Linked DNA regions of Mus musculus: regions 2, 3 and 4 are each linked to region 1. Evidence: chromatin loops called from intact Hi-C (ENCODE). Cell type or tissue: heart. All regions are shown on one strand. Each heading gives the region's core, and the rest is flanking DNA. Links, peaks and the distances in the headings are about the cores only.

Region 1 (5,790 bases), core at 480-5,479:
ATGTGAAGTTCCTTGATCCACTTAGATTTGACCTTAGTACAAGGAGATAAGTATGGATCGATTCGCATTCTTCTACACGATAACAACCAGTTGTGCCAGCACCAATTGTTGAAAATGCTGTCTTTCTTCCACTGGATGGTTTTAGCTCCCTTGTCGAAGATCAAGTGACCATAGGTGTGTGGGTTCATTTCTGGGTCTTCAATTCTATTCCATTGGTCTACTTGTCTGTCTCTATACCAGTACCATGCAGTTTTTATCACAATTGCTCTGTAGTAAAGCTTTAGGTCAGGCATGGTGATTCCACCAGAGGTTCTTTTATCCTTGAGAAGAGTTTTTGCTATCCTAGGTTTTTGTTATTCCAGATGAATTTGCAAATTGCTCCTTCTAATTCGTTGAAGAATTGAGTTGGAATTTTGATGGGGATTGCATTGAATCTGTAGATTGCTTTTGGCAAGATAGCCATTTTTACAATGTTGATCCTGCCAATCCATGAGCATGGGAGATCTTTCCATCTTCTGAGATCTTCTTTAATTTCTTTCTTCAGAGACTTGAAGTTTTTATCATACAGATCTTTCACTTCCTTAGTTAGAGTCACGCCGAGATATTTTATATTATTTGTGACTATTGAGAAGGGTGTTGTTTCCCTAATTTCTTTCTCAGTCTGTTTATTCTTTGTGTAGAGAAAGGCCATTGACTTGTTTGAGTTTATTTTATATCCAGCTACTTCACCGAAGCTGTTTATCAGGTTTAGGAGTTCTCTGGTGGAATTTTTAGGGTCACTTATATATACTATCATATCATCTCAGCAGCGTTTTTCAACAAGGCTTATATAGGCCTGTAAAAGCAGGAAGTAGCAGTGGAAAGCTGTTTAAAGGTTTCCTGAGCCTTCTACACTTAAACTAGAATTTTAAACAAACCAAGATAAAGAGTGTCAGGAAGGTCTTTTCAACTTTAGTCTGAGGCAATGCTTCTCACCCTTCCTAATGCTGTGACCCTTTAATACAGTTCCTCACATTGTGGTGACCCCCCCACACATACACCATAAAGTTATTTTAATTGCAACTTCTTAACTATAATTTTGCTACTGTTATGAATCATAATGTTAAGTATCTGTTTTCTGAAGGTCCTAGGTGACCCTGTGAAAGGGTCACCCAAACCCCCAAAGGGGACATGACCCGTAGTTTGTGAGTCAGTGTTCTAAGAAGAGTGACTTTCTACTTTCCTCTTGGACAACTATCACTAAGCTCAATGTTTGTGGAAAAGAGGATGGGTAATGTATAGAGAGAGGGTATGTTACAATCTTGAGGCATTAGCTAGCCTTTCCTGGCCACGAAGAAGACAGATGCTCAGGGGCAAGCTCAGTAACATTCTTCAGCATATAGCAGAAGCAAAGTACACACATTCCAGTTCCACCCTTGGATGGTTACGTCAACAGGCCTGTGGAACTGCATCCTACTTAGCAAAGTAGAAGTTCAAGAGAGTCTCTGACGGCCTAACACGCAGAACATTTCTTCTTGCAGGTATTTCCTTAGATTATTATATGTGTATAAAGTATTTTGATACTGGTAGTTTGGATAACAGGTGATATGGTTAATTTTAATATAATGCAAACACAGTTTCCAAAGTTGTATGAATAAATATTGTTGAAGATAAAAATATCTAAGATTAGAAGAATCAAAGTTTCCTGCCATATTTCTATTCAGTTTGTAATAGTTTTGATTTGTTGTAGCTTTCTTGTTAGTTGTTTTATTATTACCTCAGATGTCCAACCTTGGTAAACTCAGGTCTTCCAAATGTTAGAAGTAACATTTGCCCTTTCTTATCAGTTCATTCTGAAAAGTAGAAACTCTAAAAATAGTCTACCAATGCATGTCTTTTCTTTACTTTTATCTTTTTCTTTTTCTATTCTTGTCTGTTTGCATGCATGCACATATGTGCAGCTCACTTTCCTCTGTGTGGAGGTCAGAGGTTCTAAAATTCACCAATTCAGCTAGCGTGACTAGCTCTGAGTCCTAGGGACTTGTCTCCACTCCAGGCATGGTTTGTAGGTAAGTGCCTGAGGTCGGACCTGCAGATCCTCATGCTTGAGCAGGGAGCCCTTCTACCCACTGAGTCATATCCTAAGTTCCTAATTGTTAAATATACTAGAAAGTGTTTAAACCTTTAATCATCAGAAGTCATTTCATTGAGCAATGGAAGAAACTAGGAAGAACTGGCATGAAAACGTTGACTGGATTGGTGAGTAGTCTGGATGGGGTTGAGAAAAAAGAGAAAAGAGGCAGTAAAAACAGATAACTAGTTTGTAAGAAACTGAACAACACTAAGGTTTGAAAGCAACCCATAAGTTAGAAAGACAAAGTTAGATATTATTAAGGGTAACATTTGCTATCTCTCCCCTAGAATGTATTGTTTTTCCTAAATATATAACTTTGATTCACTAATATTAATATTTTTGACAAACTAACCTTAAGCAATAATAAAAGCCACCCAAGTAATATAAAATTCTGGCTTTTTTTCCCCCCACAAGGTCATTTCCTTCACACTTTTTATTTTTATCTAAAGAGCAGGTTGAAAACAAAACAAAAACTTGAGCATGACAAGCCTGTAGGCACAGTCAGATTCTTTGGTTACTAATCTCGTTCAACATGTACAGATTGATTGGATTACTAAATCTGGTGAATTACATATCCTGCTAACTTTGGTGAATCTATGCATTTAAGCCTATCTGTTTCAGGAAATGGTTTAAAAAGCGGTTTTAGTCCTGAGTGGTATATGTGTGCAGACTCAGGAAACATATGATGCACACACATCTAAAAGGATACATGGATGAGGTGATGCTGTGCTGAAACAGTTTTGAGACATGGTATTCAGATGCTTCTATTTTAAAATGGCTTTTAAAATAGAAAAAGGATCTGCAGTATTTTGCTTTCAAGTCAACTGGTACTAATGAAATAATCGCCGTTCAAAAGATTTGGAGAAATCTTGTAGAAGATAGAAGAGATCCACCCTTACTCTGGCTTTTTCTCTATTCTTCGTTGTTCCTACGCTCAAACGTTCTAAATGTCTTAAGTTGCATAGCTGAAAGGATTTTGCTCATTTTTTCCAAAACATTTCGCTTCTGGGCAGTAGCCAACCATGGAAAGTTTTAAGCACATTTGGGAGAGGGATGAAGCTAGTCAGGGCGGCCTTGGCAGAACCGATGCCTTCAGAGGGGCGGACACATTCCCCTAACCGAGGGGGCGAGCAGTAGGTTTGGACCAGACGATCTGCCACCGCCAGCCTCCCTCCAGCCTTGGGCGGCCTGAACAGGCGCACTCCAGCTTCCTCAATAGCTGGAGGACGTGCTTCCCTGGAGCGCACCTGCCTGGTGAATGGCCAGACTCCGGAGCTACGGGTCCTCGCCCAGCTTGGCCTCAGGTGGCCCGAGGCAAGGGGGAAGAGCGGTCGGCGGGGCTGACACACGTCAGTCGTCCTTCTCCCCGCCCTCCAGGACCCAGCGGGACTGCGTACGGGCGCGGAGACAAATTTGACCGATTCTCTAGCCAATCAGAAGAGAGGTCGGCAGGCTGAGCCAATGGAAGAGCTTGCAGGGGGCAGGCCGTCAGCGTCCTCCCGCCCCCGGTTGGTGAGCCTGGTATGTCTCCAGCCCTCCCTTGAGCGTCAGTCTCAGTGCGGAGCTCGCGGCGGCCAGAGCAACTTCGGCTGGCTGCAGGCTGGGCGGCGGCGGCGGCGAGGGCGGCGGCGTTGGCGGCGGGAGCGGCGGAGCTGGGGCCACACCCCGTCCCGGACTTTTTCTCTTTCCAGTCCTCTCCCCGCCGTGCGGGACACGGTTCCGGGAGCAGAGCGGCCGCCCACGCCCCAAGCATCCTCATCTGACGAGCGGGCGCCGGCGGTATGATGCGGCTGCGAGGCTCGGCGATGCTACGGGAGCTGCTCTTAAGGCCGCCCGCCGCCGTCGGAGCCGTCCTGCGGCGCGCGCAGCCCCTCGGCACGCTGTGCCGGCGCCCCCGGGGCGGGAGCCGGCCGACCGCTGGCCTGGTGGCCGCTGCGCGACTCCACCCGTGGTGGGGCGGGGGCGGCCGCGCGAAGGGCCCCGGCGCGGGCGGCCTGTCCAGTTCGCCCTCGGAGATCCTACAGGAGCTGGGGAAGGGGGGTACGCCGCCACAGCAGCAGCAGCAGCAGCAGCAGCAGCCAGGGGCGTCGCCACCCGCAGCCCCGGGCCCCAAGGACAGCCCGGGGGAGACCGACGCGTTCGGCAACAGCGAGGGCAAGGAGATGGTGGCCGCGGGCGACAAGTGAGTTGCGTGGGTGAGGCTGAGGGGAGGGGTCGGGCCCTGGGCGGTGGGCGGTGGCGGTGCGGCTTAGCAACGGAGGTTCGCGGAAGAGAAAGAAAGCGATGCCAGGCGGCCTGCGACGGCTGTGCCATGTGATTAGGCCCGGCCCCGCCCGCGCCCCTCGCCTGCTCCCACTTCCCCTCCGTGGCCGGCGCGAGTCGCCCCGGGGTGACGGGTGAGCGCCGGGAGGGTCTTGCCTGCTGAAGCCCCTGCCGGGCAGAGGCTGCTGTCCGGCCGCGCCGCGTGCTCAGCGCCCCGGCTCTGCGAGGGTGATGCCACGCGAACCTCCATCTCTCCCGAGTGACATTGAGGAGTCGGGCGTAGAGCGGAGCTTCTACCTTCCCGATTCACCTTTTTGCCAGGCCGCAGTTCCCCCATTCTGTAAGCCTCCACCACCATCCCACTGGATGCCAGATGTGGCCTTGGGTTCTTAATCCTCCTGAGGTGGATCGTTTTGGCGTGCGTAGAGCCATCTGGGCCACCGGAAATAATGCTTCAGAAATGAGATTAGGCGGAATAGGGACATGTGGCCTAGAGGACGAGGAACGCAGCATGGACCACCTGTTCCTATCGGGACCAGTGATGGCTTGTCTGATGTCTTCTGTGCGGTGGACAGATTTTTAAAGGATAAAATTGTTTTAAAAGCACAAAAATAAGGTGACATAAAATACACAAAATCTAAGTAGTTTTAGGGACTTGATTGTGATAGGATGTTGACTCATTGTGTATATAGGGTGGGAATTTAGCCTAAGAGCAAAATTGAGTTTTCTTTGCTGAATGCTTTTGTGTAATATAGTTTCCCCAACTAGGTAAACACTGACTTTTAGGCTTTTTCTGTATCCTATTTTTCTGACTTTATACTGATATGGTGTATCCTGTTTTGCATTTTACTTCTCTTCCAGCTCTGCACAGTAGCTTAAGTCAAACTGAAAGTGTGAATTTTATGACTTCAATCTCAGGCCTGCTTAATGTTTCCTGTAATTGATGTGGGTACCTTCCTAAAACATTCCTGGTTATTTTCCCAGAGTGAAAATGTTATTTAAAACAAAATGAAACAACAACAAAAACCCTTAATAAGGAAAAAGGCACTTAATGATGGTATTCTGTGATAGTAGCTTTGTACCACAAACTACCTTGATGATCATGGGCACATTATTACATGTGTTGGATTAGATGACTCAAATCCCATTTAGTGTTTTTGTTTTGTTTTGCTTTTCAAGACAGGGTTTCTCTGTGAAGCCCTGGCTGCCCTGAAACTCACTCTGTAGACCAAGCTGGCCTCGAACTCAGGGATATGCCTGCCTCTGCCTCCCAAGTGCTGGGATTAATAAAGGCATGTGCAACCTCCTCCAGGCTTTGTTTTGTTTTCAAAACCTACACTTTGGTTACATTTGCACCTCTAATGTTTTAGAAAGTAGAAGATGTATTGTTTGTTTAGTCAAATACCTTACCTTCA
Region 2 (5,790 bases), core at 254-5,253, 270 kb before region 1:
AGAAGACTGTGGATAGTCCCTCTGGAAAGCTGTGGTGTGATGGCCATGGGGCTGCCCAGAACATCATCCCTGCATCCACTGGTGCTGCAAAGACTGTGGGCAAGGTCATCCCAGAGCTGAACAGAAAGCTCACTGGCATGGCCTTCCATGTTCCTATCCCCAGTGTGTCTATTGTGGATCTGACATGCTGCCTGGAGAAACCTGCCAAGTATGATGAAATCAAGAAGGTGGTGAAGCAGGCATCTAAAAGCCCACTGAAGGACATCCTGGGCTACACTGAGGACCAGGTTGTCTCCTGTGACTTCAACAGCAACTCCCATTCCTCCACCTGGGGCTAGCATTGCTCGCAATGACAACTTTGTAAAGCTCATTTCCTGGTATGACAATGAATATGGTTACTGCAACAGGGTGATGGACCTCGTGGTATACATGGCCTCCAAGGAGTAAGAAACCCTGGACCACCCACTCCAGCAAGAACACTGAGAGCAAGAGAGAGGCCCTTGGTTGTTGAAGAGTCCCTATCCCAACTCGGCGCCCAACACTGAGCATCTCCCTCAAAATTTCCATTCCAGAACCCCAAAACAACAGGAGAGGCCTGGGGACCCCTCCCTACTCTCTTGAATACCATCAATAAAGTTCACTGCACACACACACACACCCCAAAAAAGAGAAATGTTCAGGTATCCTTAAGGCTCTTTCTGGAATGTGGGATGAGACAGGAACCTCCCATTTTAAAGAATTTTAGTTCTATTTCACTGTGACATGGATTCAAGGGAGTGCCAAGTTGATAGTTGTGTTGATAGTCCATGAATCTATTAATATAGGAAATAAAGAATTGAAGAGAAACAGATCATGTTCCTTAGCTTTTAGGCTTTCTTTTGATCTTTTATTTTTGCTGTTTTATAGAAAAGTTCTGGGAACAGAACCATGGTTTAAACTGTGGTTTAACCACGGTTATTTGTGTCCTCAGAACTTAACTTTGGTATTTAATTAACACTTAACAAGACGTACTGGAGAAAATGAGTAATTTAAGCATACAGGTATTTATGGTAAAATCAAACCAGAAGAAACAAAGCTACTGCAGGGTTCTTTTTAACAAAAGATATCCAAATGGTCTCAAGAAGAACCATTTGTGTTGCCACGTTCTCTTAGAACTGCCTGGGACTGCCTCCAAGAAATTCTAAAACGGTCTAATCTCTCCCAGAGGGCCTTCAGAGAACAACCCCACTCCATAATTGTTACCTTACAGAATGTATCCCTTCTCCTCCCACTAAGGCACCAAGGAGCTAGAAGACCTCCACTCTGAGAGCAGGGAGGTGGAGTTTAGGAATGGGAAGGACGGCATGCACAGAATCAATGCTTTCTCCTCCAACTTGTCTCACATACAGGTGAACATCTCAGGCCTGTCGAACAGTCCTGTTGACTACAGTGTGCCCATAAAGAACCTGATGCCTAAAAGCTTAAAATTTTTTTCTTTCATTTTCTTTCCTCCCACCACCTCTCCCAGAAACCATAGGGCATTTAAGCAAAGCATAGTGGGCCCAGAATGCCATTCTTAATGTGGGAAGAACACACTATCTAATGTGCCCAGAACATAAACAAGGAAGGACTTGAGTGGTTAACTGTAAAAAGGATCAGCCCCAGACACATTTCCTTGTCGGTATAGCCTTCAGCAGGGCAGAAGCACGCCCTACCGGAGCACAGCATGCAATTTGGACTCAATTCTGGAGAACGCTGTGCAGTGCAGGTGAGCTCACCAAGTTGACTAATCACTAACTGCGTGGCATAAAGCTACACGCACCCCTCCCCCTAGGCTTTTCAGAAGCAACAATGTTTGCAAACCATCAGAGTTCCCAGTGAAGAATTAGAAGAATTTTGCGGATTTCATTGCTCGACTACCCATTAACCTCTACCTTTCCACACCGGCCAAGAAATTGTCTCAGTAGCCCTGACTGTACTACAACCACCCAAATTAAATTCCTCTTCGCTGAGCAGGAGCATAAACACTGACAATTGGAGTGGCAGGGAGACACTTGTAGCTGTTATTTCTTCTGAAGAATTTGAGGAACTAAGAATAATTATTTAAAATACCAACTATTCTAGACAGGCTTGTCACTAACAGGGAAGATATTTCAGCTTAAATGTATACTTAACCATGTAACTATATGTTTATATATTTATGCATTTAAGTACATATCTATTCCATTGACATCACTCATTTGTAGAACATGTTTTTACAAAAAGAAAAAATGGTTTATTTAATAAGGTCTTTTTCTTTCAATATTATCATCCCACCCATTGTTGCAACATAAAGATGTGGTTTAAAGAATTTCTCTTCTCAAAGAATGCCTTGTATCCCCTTCAACCAAGTAGGCACACTCTGGGAGGCCAGCCAGGAAGTGGGAACGGCCTCCTATATAAAACTGGATTTTTATATGTACATTAAAACAGGATTCTACCTGTATTGCAGTAAGAGCACACCATTAAAACTTGAATTCTTTTCTTTGAAACCCCCTCCCCAAGGAAGGCAAAAATAGATTTAATTTTTTTCCCCTTAAAATTTTGGCAATAGCTTTAGCTTTTGAGGTGCTGTAACACTTTCTTTGGCTAGAAAAGTTTATGCAAACCAAGCTCAAAATGTCTACACCTTGCCTTAAGAACTCTATTTTGACACGCTCAAGACAGCACCAGGAGTGTGTCATTTGCCTACAGGAAGACAACAGAGAATGGCCTGTAAAGTAACACAAGGTTTCCAGACATGAAAAGGGTGTCATTAAGCCACCAGGCCAGAGTTTCCCTTTCCTCCCTCCTCAAACCAGGCCTGGGCGAGGGTGGGGACAGGGTGGAGTGGGCGAGGAGGGACAGGTCCGCACCGCACCTGCGGTTCTGTACCCCCCCCACCCCCTCCCTCCTGGGCGGGCCCGGTGCGGGGCTTGGCAGGCAGCGCTGTCCGCGGATCCACGGAAGCCTCCTCCTCCTCCGACCCGCGCGCGCGCCCCCACCCGCGCGCTCCCAGCTGCCGTGGGAATGGGCCACCCCCGGGACCGCGCCGAGCCTCAGCCCCGCCGGCCCCCACCCCCGCCCCGCGGCCGCCCACGCCGGGATCTGCGTCACTCGGCCGCGCGTGGGCGGGAGCCGGAGCGGCGAATGGAGCAAGAGCGGAATCTCCCGATGTGACAGCGCGCGGGGCGGGGCGGGGGCGGCGGAGGTGGCGGGGGAGGGAGAGGGAGAGGCCGAGGGAGGGGCGGCGGGAGAGGCCTAGGGAGGGCGCCCGGGGCCGCCGCCGCCCGCCTCCGCCCGAGCCTCCGCCCGCGCGACCGAGCGAGCGCCGTCGGGGCGGGCGGGGGACGGAGCGCGCGCCCACCGCGTCCCTGCCCCCCTCGATGGGCGCGGGGGCGTCCCGGCCGCCGCAGCCGCCGCAGGAGCCCGGCAGAGCCGTCGTCGCGGAGCGCGCCGCAGCTGCGGGCCGCGTAGGTACCGGGAGGGCCTCGAGATGGAGCGGGGGGCGCGGACGCGTGGCTCGGCGGGGCCGTCGCGTCCTGCCGGGCGGGGGGCGCGGGCTGTGCGGGGAGGACGCGCTCGCGGGCCCGCGTGGGGTGCCAGCTCCGGGGCGACCAGGGACTTCCGAAAAGTGCCGCTGAGTCTCCGCTTTCTTCCTGTTATCCGCCCCTTCCTACTGTAGTTGTGTTTTCAGAGCGGAAGGAGAGTTTTGCTTGGAAGTGGCTTTCAGAAACTTGGCACCCAGGTGCAGGGAAGCGGGAGTCGCCGAGCCTTTGAGGCTGAGTGGGGAATGTGCAGACACGTGTAGGACAGAGAAGCTTTGGACGCAGGTGTGTGACCTTACGGGGACAGACACCGAAGTACGGTCAACCCGGGAGATCTGCAAGGAATCTCCTGGGTAGAGCTGGAATTTGCGTCTGTAGGTTGAGCTGACCAAGTTTTGCAGCGGGCGACCAGCGGGAACCGTGCCCTGGCTCAGGGAGGCTTGGGAAATTTTGGATTGCCTGCTAATTTACAATTTGATCCGAAAGAGCTGGTTTGGAGTAAGTTGTCACTACCGATTGGTTTGCCAGTGACGTGCCTGCCAACTTTACGGAGTGCAAAGATCAGAATCTCTAAGGAGATTCTAAGATCTCGTATAAAAATATTTTGGCAGTTTTAATAGTTAATATTAGATTGCATAGGAGCAGAGGAACCGAATTTAAAATAAGATTAGTCACATCCGAAATGGTTCGCTGTTTTGTACACGCAGCGAATTACCCTTTTTAAATATTCACTTTTTGAAAAATCTTTCTTTGTACAATATATGTTATGACATTTATAATTCATCTGCCGGTTTTAAGAAGAGATACTGGAGAGAGGATGTATAGGGTCCATTGTATCGGATAGCCGACCAGGGTGGAGGCTATCTTCCTGAGATTCAAAGAGCTGCTTCACACCCAGCTTCTGTGCCAGCACAAGTGACTTGGATTGAAGGTTTCTTCCTCCAGCTTGCATCTTTTGAGACATTTAATTCTGTTCTTTCAGTAAGCTCAAGCAGATAAATAAGTATGCTGTTGAGAATTTGTAGATAGGCAGTGCAGTCAGCCTTCTTCATCTCTGTTTCCAGTTTAGATACTGGAACATTACATCTTGAAAGAAAATAATTTCAAGAAGTGCTAGGGAGATAATTTGTTTCTTTCTTTCTTTCTTTCTTTTCTTTTTCTTTTTTTTTTTTTTTTTTTTTTTTTTTTTTGACTTGACCATCTTATGCTTAGCCTGCCATTCCACTACTGAGCATGCTTTTTCTCTCCTGAGGCCCAGTCTCCTGTTGTGTGGGACTGTATTAGTGACAGCATGGGGCACTGGAAATTTTACTTCATTCTGTCCTTTAGTTGTGAATATATTTCAGATGACAAATTCTTAAGATTCATCTAGATGATACAGAAAATTTTAGTGAGCTATTATGCCTAATAAATTTCATCAAGTACGTAGATTATAATTGCATAATCATACCTAAACTAAAAGTTTTTCTTTTGTTGCTGATTAATAACAACCATGCCCTATAGAAAACCTAGCCTTGTCTCCTCTTCATTATTTAAACAATTTCATATCTCTTTTACTTCAACTTTAAGGACGTATGGTTTATTTAACTTTGTATTGTAGATGCTTTGAAAGAAAAATTATGAAGTGGGGCAGACCTTTGAAGAATTTGTGTCATGAACTCTAGATTTTAAGAGTAAAAAATGGGTGGATGGTAGCAAGTGTGTTAGAGTTCTGTGCCTGGTGACTTAGAATCCATGCTAGAGTTAGGCCTTGGCTATCTCATTATAATAAACCTGTTTTTGTTGCATTTTTAAAATAAGGAAATCTCTATTTTTGACATAATGTGAATGTGTTCTATATACCACAGGGCCATCATATATTAGTGTTGCTTTCATGAAAGTGACCATCGTATAAACAGTTTCAGATGGTGCTAATGTGTGACTCTTTCACATGTTCATATTTCACTGTGGATCTTATCAAACATATTAAAGAATAAAAAGCAGCCCCTTGAGTATACTGTAAGAGTGCCAGCTCCTTTGCCGGGGTCCCACTCTCCTCTCACCTGCTTCTTTTAATCCTTGAGTGGTGGAGAGAAAAATAGTGTGGCTATTATAGTAAGTGCAACTTTCCTTTCTGATCTGACATGTTCAATAACTCATGCAGTAGTAGAATATACTCTCATCTTAATAATGGAACACGAGGGAAATTTCAGAAGTTGATACTGGGAAAAAATGCATTACTCTTCATCTTGAGAATTCTCACAGC
Region 3 (5,790 bases), core at 547-5,546, 110 kb after region 1:
CTGGTGGACCTGCTCCAGGAACTTGGAGTCCAGCTGCTGAAGCTCGAACCACTGTGACATCCTCTGCAGAAAGAACATGCGTGTGAACGGATAGCTGCAGCTCCAGACGAAGCCTCTCTCTCTCCCAGTGCCTCTCAACCTTCCTGACACCCGGACCCGTCAGTACAGCTCCTCATGCTGTGGGGAGCCCAACCATTAAATTACTCTCGGGGCTACTTCATAACTGCCGTTTTATGAGTTGTAATGTAAATATTTTCGAGGCTAGAGCCTTGTCACGGAGGTCGTGACCCACAGGTTGAGAACCTCCATCCTGTTGGTTTCTGAAAAGCATTACCTGAATCGTATCCATACCCAATATTTTTGTTGAGTTTTGGAATCACCTTTTTTTTTTTTTTCCTTCTACAGAAAATATACCCTCAGGTGTTTACTCAAATGTCTAGGCAGATACTCTGGTAGTTTATTTCCATGCTAACCATCTCTGCCTTAGAAAACACTCCCCTTTTCCGATATGATTTTCTCCAGTGTATTTATCACCCTGACCCATCACACATTCCCTCTTGTACCTTCTTATCTCTCTCTCTTTTTTTTTTTTTTTTTTTTTTTTGTCTGAAGAAAGGGAGATGGAACAATGTCACGGACAAATTAGGTATCCAGTAAATATTATTCTAAGAACAAATTGATACTTTTTTAATCAAGCAAGTAGTTATTAGAATTAAGATAGCTCACAAGCACTTCCTAAAGCTTTATCTGCAAGTTATAGTGCATTGGAAAGCTGGTATTTTATGACTATTCCATTTTACCTATTGTATGTGCGCTTGGGTATGTGTACACATGTGCCCCACCACATACGTGGAGGTCAGAGGATGGCCTGCAGGAGCAGGTTTCCTCCTTCCACCTGGGAGTCCTAGGAACAAGATCAAGTCCTCCAGTGTGGCAGCAAGACCTTCTACCCACTGAACCATCTCTTTCGATTAAGGTGACATTTTATAGTTATGATTCATAAAGTATTTTTGCTAAACACATTTTAAAAGAAATAGTTTTTCTTTTGTGCCTCCAGTAAACAATAAATCTGGCACAAAGAAGTCCCAAATCTCAATAGTGATTTTTTTAATGTGTTTTATGTTTGTTGTACAGGCAGACACATGTCGAGGTCAAAGTTAGTATCAGGATATCAGCCTCAATCTTTTCTCCAGTTTATTTTTTTGAGACAAGCTCGCCAGCAAACTCTGTGCTCCCCAACACTGAAGTCACAGAGGCATGTCACTATACCTGCCTTTTTTCTTTTGAATGTTGGTGATCCAAATTCAGGTTCTCATACTTGCACAGCTAGAACTACCTGCAGTAAGCCATGTTCAAGACCACACCTGAACTCATAGCACTTGGGAAAGCTGAGGCAAGAAGGCCACAAGTTCAAGGTCAGCCTGAGATGAATACTGAGCGCTTCTGAGGCTACACAGTGAGTCACTGGCTCAGAAAAAGAAATGTCTTTTTTTTTCATACAGCATTGCCAAATGCCATTTGAAAGAATAAAGTAATATTTGTCTCGTCAGATAAACATGAAGTCAGTTTTTATATTGTAATCCTAAAGGTTAAAAATTATAGCAATCCCTAAATTAAGGAAGTCTTGAGATAGAAACAAGTTACCTGTGACAATCATGTAACGGGATACACACCACTACACAATGGCACCACCACAATTCAGAGTGGGAGACTGTAGTAGCGCCAGACCTCTGAGGAAAGGTCTGTACTCTGATGGAGCATATGGGACTGTATGGATAAATACTTGTTTTCAAACACTCATGTGCAGGAATGAAGTCATGTCTGCTGCACAAATGCCCCTTCAAAGGATAATAAGGAAATGTCTACACTACAAAGCAAGCCGCCATTTCAAATACCATTGGAAAGGACTCCAGCCCACCACTGTGGCATGTCTGTAAACCTGAGACTGGCAAGACAGTCCTTAAACACCTGGCTCAGAGTCTGGAGTTGGCTCTTTCCTGTTTTCATGCCTCCAACAAACATTCTATCCTCCCGGTCTAGCCCGTTCTGCACAGACCACATTGTTTCCAACAATCTAGCAGAATTCCGTATAGATGGTACTTCTTCCTAAAACTGTCTATCCCTCCCACACATAACTTTCTTTGGCCTGTACCAGGCTGCCATTTGCACGGTTTTTAGCGCATGAACTTTCCACAGGAAGCTTGCTGTCTGCACGCATCAGAGCCTCTGAGGGGATATATTTTGCTATCAGCGTCCTCTGGACCCTACAGCGCCGGGCATATAGCCTAAGTGTTACTGAGCACAGAACCGTTTGTTCCGCTGAAACCTTGTATGTATCAGAAGGCGTAGGAAAGCAAAAGGCAAACCCCATGATGAACCTACAAGTCTGAGTCCTCATTGATCAATCAGGGCTCAAGTCATTCCTGCCAGATAAAAGCAATCTTCACCCATCCATTCACCTATCCCTAAACTTTTAGGTAGTGTTCGGGAGTATTTTAGATAGTGATTATACCATTAGTGGTTCTGCGGAACCTAAATACCACCTTTAAGTTTCAGAAAACCGGTAAGGGCTGATACATACTGAGATTCCAAATGCTTCCGTTCCCACGTAGACTTACTGGGCTGTCTCCGGGTGCAGGTTCGGGATTCAACACAAGCAATCACCACACACAGCAAGTTATATGCCAGTTGCATGCGCGGCGGCGTGGCGCCGGCTCAGGGTATGGAGCAGAGCTGAAACGACTGCAAAAAGAAGAAAATGTTACAGTGGTGGAAAGGGGCTGGAGGCAAGGCGAGCAAAGGTTAAGCGGGAAGGTGCAGTGTCTTCCGGGAGAAATGTCTATTGCACAAGTCATTTTACCCTAGAAGTGAGAACGGCAGGATAAGAGAGCCAAGCAGCGCCAAGAGTTGGGCAAGCGATCCGGCTCCTGGCGTTCTCTCTGCGGGATGACAGGTCACCTGTGGGCAGCAGACCCCAGGTCCGAGGAGAGGGCGCCCCACTTCCACCCGCACCCGCACCCGGATCCGCACCTGGCTCTCACTCACTCACTGCACGCAGGAGCTCGAGTCTGGGCAAATCTCTCTGCGCCGCTCAGCAGTGTCCCAAGTGGGTCTGAGGGGCGCGGTCCCGGAGGTCTCCAGGGAGCTTTGACAGACTCGGCGCTGAAAACCGAAAGTACCGGGCAGGAAAAAAGGCTAGAGGGCGTCCCGCCTCCTTCCGCCTCAGCCAATCAGCGGCAGAGATTGGCCGGCTGTTCCATCAGCGCACCGTCCCCCCCCCCTCGGCTGCTTGGCCTTCCTGGTCCGCGCGCTCCCTACCCGGCGTGCGAAACTTGGGGCGCCGCTGTGCGGTGCAAACCGCAGACAGGGGGTTGTGTTTACAAGGTTGGAAACTATAGGCTTGCGCAAGCTCAGTCTTGGAGATCCTGCATTAAGTAGGCGCATCACTGCGGGATTCAGAATTGGGGACTAGAGATTAACCTTCACGCTACTAAAGCCAGGGAGCTTAATTTACCAATTTGAAAACATTCAATACTTGCCTTTAACTCAGCAGCTACAGAGAACTTGCTCTTGCAGAGGACAGGGCTTGGATTTGCAGTGCCTGCGTAATGGTTCCCAACTCCAGTTCCAGGAGTCTAGTGCCCTCTTCGGACCTCCACTGACGTCAACCAAGCCTGCAAGAAGTACACATACACGCAAGCAAAACAAAAATGTCATGAAATAAAATAAATAATTCTAACTAATATGTTTAAGAAAAATAAAGCTTTACACAATTGACACCTCCATTACCGAAACTTTTGTCCCGCTTAGCCATCATGATGACAGGACCTCTTTGCTTCTTCCTTTCTCGCAGGACATCCCTCTGTCCCCCATCTCCATTATTAAACTACTAAACCAGAATGTGAGTCTCTTATCTACCCTTCTCCCGTTGTGCCTTTGATGACTGTCCCTGTAACTTCCATGTCCTGGAGCACTCCTAGATGTATACACACCCACTGCTTTCTTCCAAGTGTCACAGTTACCCTGTCCTTGGATATCTACTGAGTCTGTAAACCAACTGTACTCAAAACACAGGTTCCTCCTCATACCCCGTCTTAGTCTGGAACGGATGAGGGCCAAGCCATAGACGTTGCCCATTTAGTCCCGGACACTTGGTCCTCGAGCCTCGGTTGGTCTAGCTCCTGTTTCTACCTCTTCCACCACCCCGTCCTCTTACCTGGATCATTGCTGTGGCTTTTCTGGTGACTGCTTGACTTTGGCTTTTCACTCCCTTTTAATTTATCTGCCATACACTCATTTGGGTGATTTTTTTTTAAATCTAATTGCAATGCTGATCATGTCATGCCAATCTAAAAATTTCATGATGGCTTTTCTTGCTTGGTCTTAGACAATTCAAATTTCTCAATATATTCTCTAAAGCCATGTTCCCCTATCACTTTCTTTAATCTCAGCTTGTGCTACTCTGTTTTCATTGCTTAGTACAGCATTTTTATTCTTTGAATAAGCAAAACTCTTTCCCCAAACTCAATCTTCTCACCAGCAGTGTTCTCTTTGAAAAGTCCTCTAAGCCAACATCTGTATTCTCAAATTCTTTGAGGAGTCACTAACTCATGTTAAAATCTAGGATCAATTGGGTGCTGATGGCAGACAGCATTAATCCCAGTACTAAGCAGGCAGAGGTAAGCTGATTCCTGTAAGTTCGAGGCCAGCCTAGTCTAAAGAGTGAGTTCCAGGACAGCCAGGGCTACACTGAGAAACCCTGTCTTGAAAAACCCAAAATCAACCAACCAACCAAAGAACAAACAAAAACCCCTCAGATCAAATGTCACTTTTCTACATAGATATCACAGAGGACCAACTAGGTCTTCTTAGAATGCACACCTAGAGAATCAATTGTTTCCTTGAAACAGATGGAATTTGAATCATGCCTTGAACAGCACCACTTTAGTTGGCAAAAGATCTAAGTAATTTCCCAAGGATGTGTATATATGTGTGCACGTATATTATAGCCTTTATAGATGGATATAGTCTATTTTCTTGTCACACGTGCACCCTCACAAAGGCATCACAGAACTGACTCCTGGTCAAGATCGTCCACAAATGTCCCTGCCTTTCTTCCTGTTTGGTGGTTGTCTAATGACCCAATCACATTTGTTTATATTTTCTCTCAAGGTTTTCATATTTTTGAAGTGTCCAAGTCTTATTATCTGTAAGAGTTACAGTTTCTGGAAGGAAATCACTTTCTTATTTTGTAGGTACCACCGTGTAAGACATCAGCTGTTAAACTGGTCAGGGGAAAGCCTGTCTCACTATGTCTCAATCCTCCTCAAAGAACTACAGGCCACTGAGGAAACCTGGGAGCCGGAGTGCTCTTACCCAGGGAAGAGCGCGGCAATTTGTTATCCGGTGCCCCAAATGTCAGCTCTAAAAATATACAAACAAGTAGCACTATGCTAAAAGAAGAGATTCTCCTTAAGCTATGCACGTATAAGAACAATTAGTGAAAAAGGAAGGTCATGCTTGTGAAGGAGAGCAGGGAGGGGCAGATGGGAGAGCCTGGAGAGAAGAAAAAGAGAAATGTTCTAAGTATATTATATTCTCAAAGTTTAGAAGGTAAAACATGTAAACTAAAGCAAACAAAGAGTAACCACACCAAAACCAAAACAGAAACCTAGAAGAAAGAAATTTGTAAACACAGGATATTATCATACAACGTTGGACTTGGGAAACCGAATCTTTGTCACAATATCAAGTAGGCAAAAGATACAACACTAAAAAACACAATGCCAT
Region 4 (5,790 bases), core at 336-5,335, 59 kb after region 1:
CTCAAACTGGAGTAGAGACAGTTGTGAGCCACCATGTTGGTACTGGGGCTCAAACCCGTGACCTATGCAAGAACAAGACATGCTCTTAACTAACCCAAGCCATCTCTCCAGTCTCTAGTATTTATTATGTCTTATCTATGTTGATTTAGTATGGAAAAACAAACTGGTGTCTGGTTTATTTTACATAATGAGATCTACAATTCCAACTATTTTCTTACAGAAGGTGTGGTATGACTACATGAAAACTCTGCTGTATGTACATACATACCTTACCCATTTATCAGTAAGGACCTCGGTAGGCCTATTGTAAACAGGGCTGCAGTAAAGAATGTAAAACTCAATCTTGTGTCACAGGTATATCTCAAGATAGTTTGGGAAACATTCATACAGGGTCTTATATGCCACTAAGGACATATATTTTGTTCAAACTGCAATGTGAACCCTGACAGCTTTTAAGAATTGACATGGTTCAGTTTTTATACACTGGAGAATGTACTGGAGGGAGAAAAAAATTTCAGATGTGCACTTGAGATATGTGCTAGGATAAGCTTAGCATCCAGTAGGTGAGAAGAATGTGACATCAAGTTCATTGTCATGGTTAGGATGAGCAATAGGACTAAAGCTGCTGCCCTTTGCAAAAAAAAAAAAAAAAAAAAACCACCACAGAAGCACATCTTGGGAGAGGGCTAGAAAGTAGATCATCTTGAGCTCTTAAAAGAGTTAAGTATCTGTAGGTAGCAAGAGTTGTTTTCTAAACACCAGGGTAAAAGTACTCAGAGCAAGGTGAATGAACTCAGCCAACCTTTGGATCTCGTGCCTGTCACCTTATACTTGGAAGCAGGCTGTTCTGCCTGAGCTGCATTGGCCTTTGCTGAACATCTAAGTACAGGAAGGGAGATGGATTGAAAGAGGCTCTTTCAATCAGGAGAAGCTCTCAGAAACCCACCTGGCACTGTTGACAGGACTACATCTAAGGACGAATTTTTATTTGAGCACATTGCTGTTCCTAACAAAGAGATTGTTACTGCAAGAGGGCACTAAATCTGGCAAGGAGCAGTGTATGAGCTGTAGGGGATTGTATGCCGAGCTTTTACTTTATGAACATAAGAACAGGGCAGTTAGAGCTCCGAAGTTACTGTTCAAGGAGACTATGACAGATGAGAAGTGAAGCAGACCTTGGGCTGAGCCCTTAAACTTCTGGGTAGGATAGAGCAGTAGGGAACTGCACTTGGAAAAAGTAGCCAGTGGAGAAACCTAAGGACTATCAGAAGTCTAGAAAAGTGTTTCTGGTAGTTGGGAGTATTGAACTCAATGGAGAACTAAGATAAAGGCTTTGTGCTCATGGGTCTTCCCTCCCCCCATGGTGTTAAGATGCCATTTTACTTAAAGAGTGCTAAGAGTAGGTGCTATGGACATTTTTATTGTTGCTGGGTAACTTAACCCTGCCTCCTATTTTTTAAAGAATTTGTATTTGCTTTGAAATATAAAGGTCCCAGAACTCTCCACTGCTGATAAAATGTATCCTGTCAAGAATTAGAGGTTAGAGTAGACCCTAGAGAGATAGCAATCAATATAGGGTTCCTGGAAAGAGCCGGGGCACTCAGGTAAGTGGAAGATTAGCCTTGATTGGGGAAAGTACCCCCAATAAAATAGAGCAGGGCAGATTTGTAGACATGGTTGGGTGTAGAAATATATTAACCTTTTTCTTTTCCTGGAGAAAAGGGGGTACTTTCTTTTGATAATAACACTTGAATAGCTTTGTTGAGTAAATCGCTAGAAAGCTTATGAGCAGGCGGCCTCTCAGCCTGCTTAACAGTACAGGGCTATAAAACTGTGCTCTGCATTCCTGCTGATAGTCAGGTGGCTCATTAATAAAGAACAGATGTCTGCTTATGACACTCCACACATACATTTTTTATCTTTGATGGCAAGGCATTTGGATTACATATATTGTCAACCTGAAAGTGTTCCTTTAGTGTCACGTTAGAGTGGTGTGTGTGTGTGTGTGTGTGTGTGTGTGTGTTAACCTGAAAAAAGTCTGAGGACTTACTTAATACTCAAGTCCTTGATGAGCTAAGGAGAGCATGTGCTTTATTTCTTTGGTTGGTTGGTGTTTAGTTGTTGTTTATTTTTGTAATGACATTAGTAACCTCAATATTTTGTTTAAGCTGGTAGTCTTGTTTTTTAGCAAGGCTTTTTAGATTACACGTTACTGAGAAATGTTGAGTGAGACTTCTACAACAAAATAGGATATGCAGTCATGATGGTTTATTTAACAGGTGAAGTATCCATTTGTGCACCTGATACTGCAGGGAGCAGAAATGGAGAACAGGCTGGTCAGGCAGGACAGCTTTTCAGTTACCTACTTAAGTTTTAAATTAAAACCATTGTAATAGAGCTGGGTAAGCCTTAGCGTGGATACAAACTAAGGAAAAGAAATCACGGGACCCAGTTTCCAGCTGGCAATAGAGGTGGAAAACAAGCTTGGGATAAAAGTGAAACCAGTGACCCAGTCCCGCTCCAACTCTCCCATCTCCCTCCCTCCCCGGATTTAGCAAAGTTCCCTTAGGAATTAGAACTCAATTGTTCGATTTCCTTCTCACCTTTGCTTATGAATCTGAGGTCTGTCAAGGCCTAGAACCCCTGTGGTTAAGTACAGACTGAGAACACAGATACCCTGGGTCTGTGCCTGGTTACTCATCGGTGTCATGTAACCTTAACCTAGGCTCTTAATCTCAGCAGCAACTAATAAATAGAACATAGCCATCTACATATTTTATATCTGGCCTGTCAAAACTTCAAAAGTAAATAAATGCTGAATTTCTCATAATTAACCTACTACAAACGCAACATGATTCATACAGGTGCAGTTAGGAGAGTAGGTATCTGGGAAACAAGTCACAGTTGAGCTTGTAAAGTTCAAATAAGAGGTGGAAGATGTTATGATGATAGATTTAGTAAGCTTAATAATATACACACACTACACTATTAGCTATTGCAGAAAGAGTATGATTTTGGCATTCTAAGCCAGGTGAACTGAGGTGAAGTATAACATCTTTGTCCTACAGTTGTCATGACTTTGTACATGATTTGATAAGGAAAACGTAGTACTAGAAACTTTGTAAGACAAGGGAACTCTCAGCTTTTTTTTTTTAATTTACATTTTCAAATGTTATCCCTTTCCTGGTTTTCCCTCTGTAAACTCCTTATCCCATCCCCTTTGCCCTGCTTCTATAAGGGTGCTCCCCACCCACCTACTCACTCCCACCTCACCGCCCTAGCATTCCTCTACACTGGGGCATCAAGCCTTCACAGGACCAAGGGGCTCCTCTCCCATTGATGCCAGGTAAGGCCCCTTCAGCTCCTTCAGTCCTTCCCCTAACTCCTCCATTGGGGTCCCTGTGCTCAGTCCAATGGTTGGCTGTGAGCATCTGCATCTGCATCTGCATCTGCATTGGTCAGGATCTGGCAGAGCTTCACAAGAGTCAGCTGTATCAGGCTGTATCCTGTCAGCAAGCACTTGGCATTTGTCTGGGTTTGGTGTCTGCATATGGGATGGATCCCCAGGTGGGGCAGTCTCTAGATGGCCTTTCCTTCAGTGTCTGCTCCACTCCTGTATTTCCTTTAGACAGGAGCAGTTCTGGGTTAAAATTTTGGAAATAGGTGGGTGATCCTATCCCTCAAAGTGGGGGGAGGGGATGCTTAATCTCTGGATAAGGTCTCCACAGGTTCTCCCTCCCCTTTGTGGGGTATTTCAATTAATGTCATTCCCCTGAGGTCCTGGGAGGCTCATGCTTTCCTGGCATCTGGAACTATCTGATTGTTACCCCAGTTCCCCATCCCCCATTGCTACACACCTCTGTTCAATTTCCTGACTCTCTGTACATCTCTATCTCCTTCCATACCTGATTCTTCCCCCTTTCCCCCTCCCCGTCTTCTCTTCCTCCCAAGTCCCTCCCACCCTCTACTTCCCTTGATTATTTTGTTCCCCCTTCTAAGTAGGACTGAAGCATCCACATTTGGTCTTCCTTCCTCTTGAACTTCATATGATCTGTGAATTGTATCGTGGGTATTCCATGCTCTTTGCCTAATAGCCACTCATCAGTGAGTACAAACCATGTGTGGTCTTTTGTGACTGGGTTCCTCACTCAAGATGATATTTTTGGGATCCATCCATTTGCCTGTAAATTTCATGAATTTTTTTAAATAGCTCATAATTTTAATGAGTAGTAGTATCCCATTGTGTAAATGTACCACATTTTCTGTATCCATTCCTCTGTTGAAGGACATCAGAGTTGTTTCCAGCTTCTGGCTATTATAAATATGGCTGCTATAAACATAGTGAAACATGTGTCCTTATTACATGTTGGAGCATCTTCTGAGTATATGCCCAGGAGTGGTATAGCTAGGTCCTCATGTAGTACTATGTCCAATTTTCTCTATAAAGTTTTGATGGAAACATGCCCCAATGGAATTTTTCACTTTGGGAAGGTATACATTAAACCTTAGAACCCTCGATCTGATCTACAGAGCTCCTGTCCCTGCCATGTTTGGTCTCTGTTTCTGTGTTTCTAAGGATTCCGAGTAGGTTTTATACCTCTGGCTGTTATTGTTACCCCCCTATTTATTTTTTGGACCTCTAGTGTCAAGAGGAGAATTGGGAAAGAGCTTCTATAACTGTTAGGAGGCCCACATCCTTTGCAGGGTTGGCCCAACAGTACCTGGAGCTGTCCCTCTCCTTTATCGACACTACCATGTACCTCTAGGGGACATTTCAGTTTCACTGAACCAAACAGGAAATGCTACCGTTTAGTAAATGGGATACTACGCTTTTGGAGTTGTTTCATTTTGTTTCTTGGTACCTAAAGCTCATTACTTAATTTATATAAACTAAAACGTAGGGTATAGGATGTGGATGGCACATCAGTGTAGTCCCAGGATCCTACAGCTGAGTGGGAAGCTCTGAGTTCAAAGCCAGCCAGGGCTTTAAAATAGGGAAAGTGTGTCTGAAATAAAGAGGAATTTGTGATGTATTGTTAAGTGGTACCCAGGCATGTGATACCTTCTAGTGCCTTCTGTCTTGAAGAGAGACACTTTGTGATTAAACTTTTTCTACTGGTTTGAACCAAATTTAGGCCTTTTGTTTTCAATGAGAATAATAATAAACTTGCATGGTTAGTTCCCCTCTAGTAATTTTTGTTAAGTTAATGTCCCTCCTGTTCATCACAAAGCTAGCTGTTGTGCTCAGTGCTTTCTCATTTAACTTGTTTTTATCTCTGAACGGAAGCATGCTTGAAGATTGTTAGTAAAACTTAAAAACTAGCTTAAAAAATTTCAGCATTTTTTTTCTTTTGTCAATGATTAAGTGACTAAGCAAGGAACACAAACTGCCTTCAAAGATGTGTGATCTAAATTCAGAATTTTAAAAGGCAAGGCCTGGCAGAACATCTTCCTCAGATGTTCAGTCCCCAGCACTGAAAAAGCAAACAAACAAACAAACAAACAAACAGAATCCAGAACACAGGCTGGTAGTTCATATAGATGGTTACCAAAACAGACTACTTAGAAAAAGTTAACATTTTAGGACTAAGGGTATATGGTATATGGGTATATATCTTCTGTGATGGGGGACGTAAAATACAAAGTGAATATATGTGGTGGTGCCATAAGGAGGTATATGTAGGAGATTACTTCCGGTCACATACTGTATTAATGTTCCCAGAGGGAACTAGGACATCTCATTGAGAAGTGGATAGAGGGACCATACCTTGACGAAGCCTGCACTGTGGC

Evidence for each region. Hi-C counts contacts between places; a loop is a spot of excess contacts. Peaks named below come from ENCODE experiments on the same cell type or tissue, not always from the same donor. Only the 100,000 strongest peaks of a DNase experiment are listed, where the experiment ranks them.
Region 2: it touches region 1 in a loop (3.0-fold over the local background); 3 of 42 quality-filtered maps call a loop at or near these places.
Region 3: a loop joins it to region 1, with 4 times the contacts of the local background. A loop is called at or near these places in 3 of 42 quality-filtered maps.
Region 4: it touches region 1 in a loop (2.9-fold over the local background); 7 of 42 quality-filtered maps call a loop at or near these places.

Annotation. Positions count from the first base shown.
Region 1 is chr1:52,231,097-52,236,886 of GRCm38, reverse strand. Gls (glutaminase) reads left to right here and starts at 3,655. Exons shown (of 18, transcript NM_001081081.2): 1 at 3,655-4,295. The coding sequence starts at 3,895. In heart, for the core only: no CTCF peak of the experiment used is centred there; DNase peaks (open chromatin) are centred at 3,546 and 4,376; H3K4me3 peaks cover 2,636 bases; H3K27ac peaks cover 2,547 bases.
Region 2 is chr1:52,497,890-52,503,679 of GRCm38, reverse strand. Nab1 (Ngfi-A binding protein 1) reads left to right here and starts at 3,232. Exons shown (of 8, transcript NM_008667.3): 1 at 3,232-3,470. It also overlaps the pseudogene Gm5976. In heart, for the core only: no CTCF peak of the experiment used is centred there; DNase peaks (open chromatin) are centred at 3,089 and 3,759; H3K4me3 peaks cover 2,096 bases; H3K27ac peaks cover 1,966 bases.
Region 3 is chr1:52,116,864-52,122,653 of GRCm38, reverse strand. Stat1 (signal transducer and activator of transcription 1) reads right to left here and starts at 3,216. Exons shown (of 25, transcript NM_009283.4): 1 at 3,031-3,216; 2 at 2,582-2,742; 3 at 1-63. The coding sequence starts at 60. In heart, for the core only: CTCF peaks have their summits at 3,125 and 3,343; a DNase peak (open chromatin) is centred at 3,203; H3K4me3 peaks cover 2,200 bases; H3K27ac peaks cover 1,376 bases.
Region 4 is chr1:52,172,222-52,178,011 of GRCm38, reverse strand. The region is part of intron 14 of Gls (glutaminase); the gene reads left to right. Among named protein-coding and RNA genes, the nearest start is that of Stat1, 56 kb to the right of the region's middle. In heart, for the core only: no CTCF peak of the experiment used is centred there; a DNase peak (open chromatin) is centred at 2,491.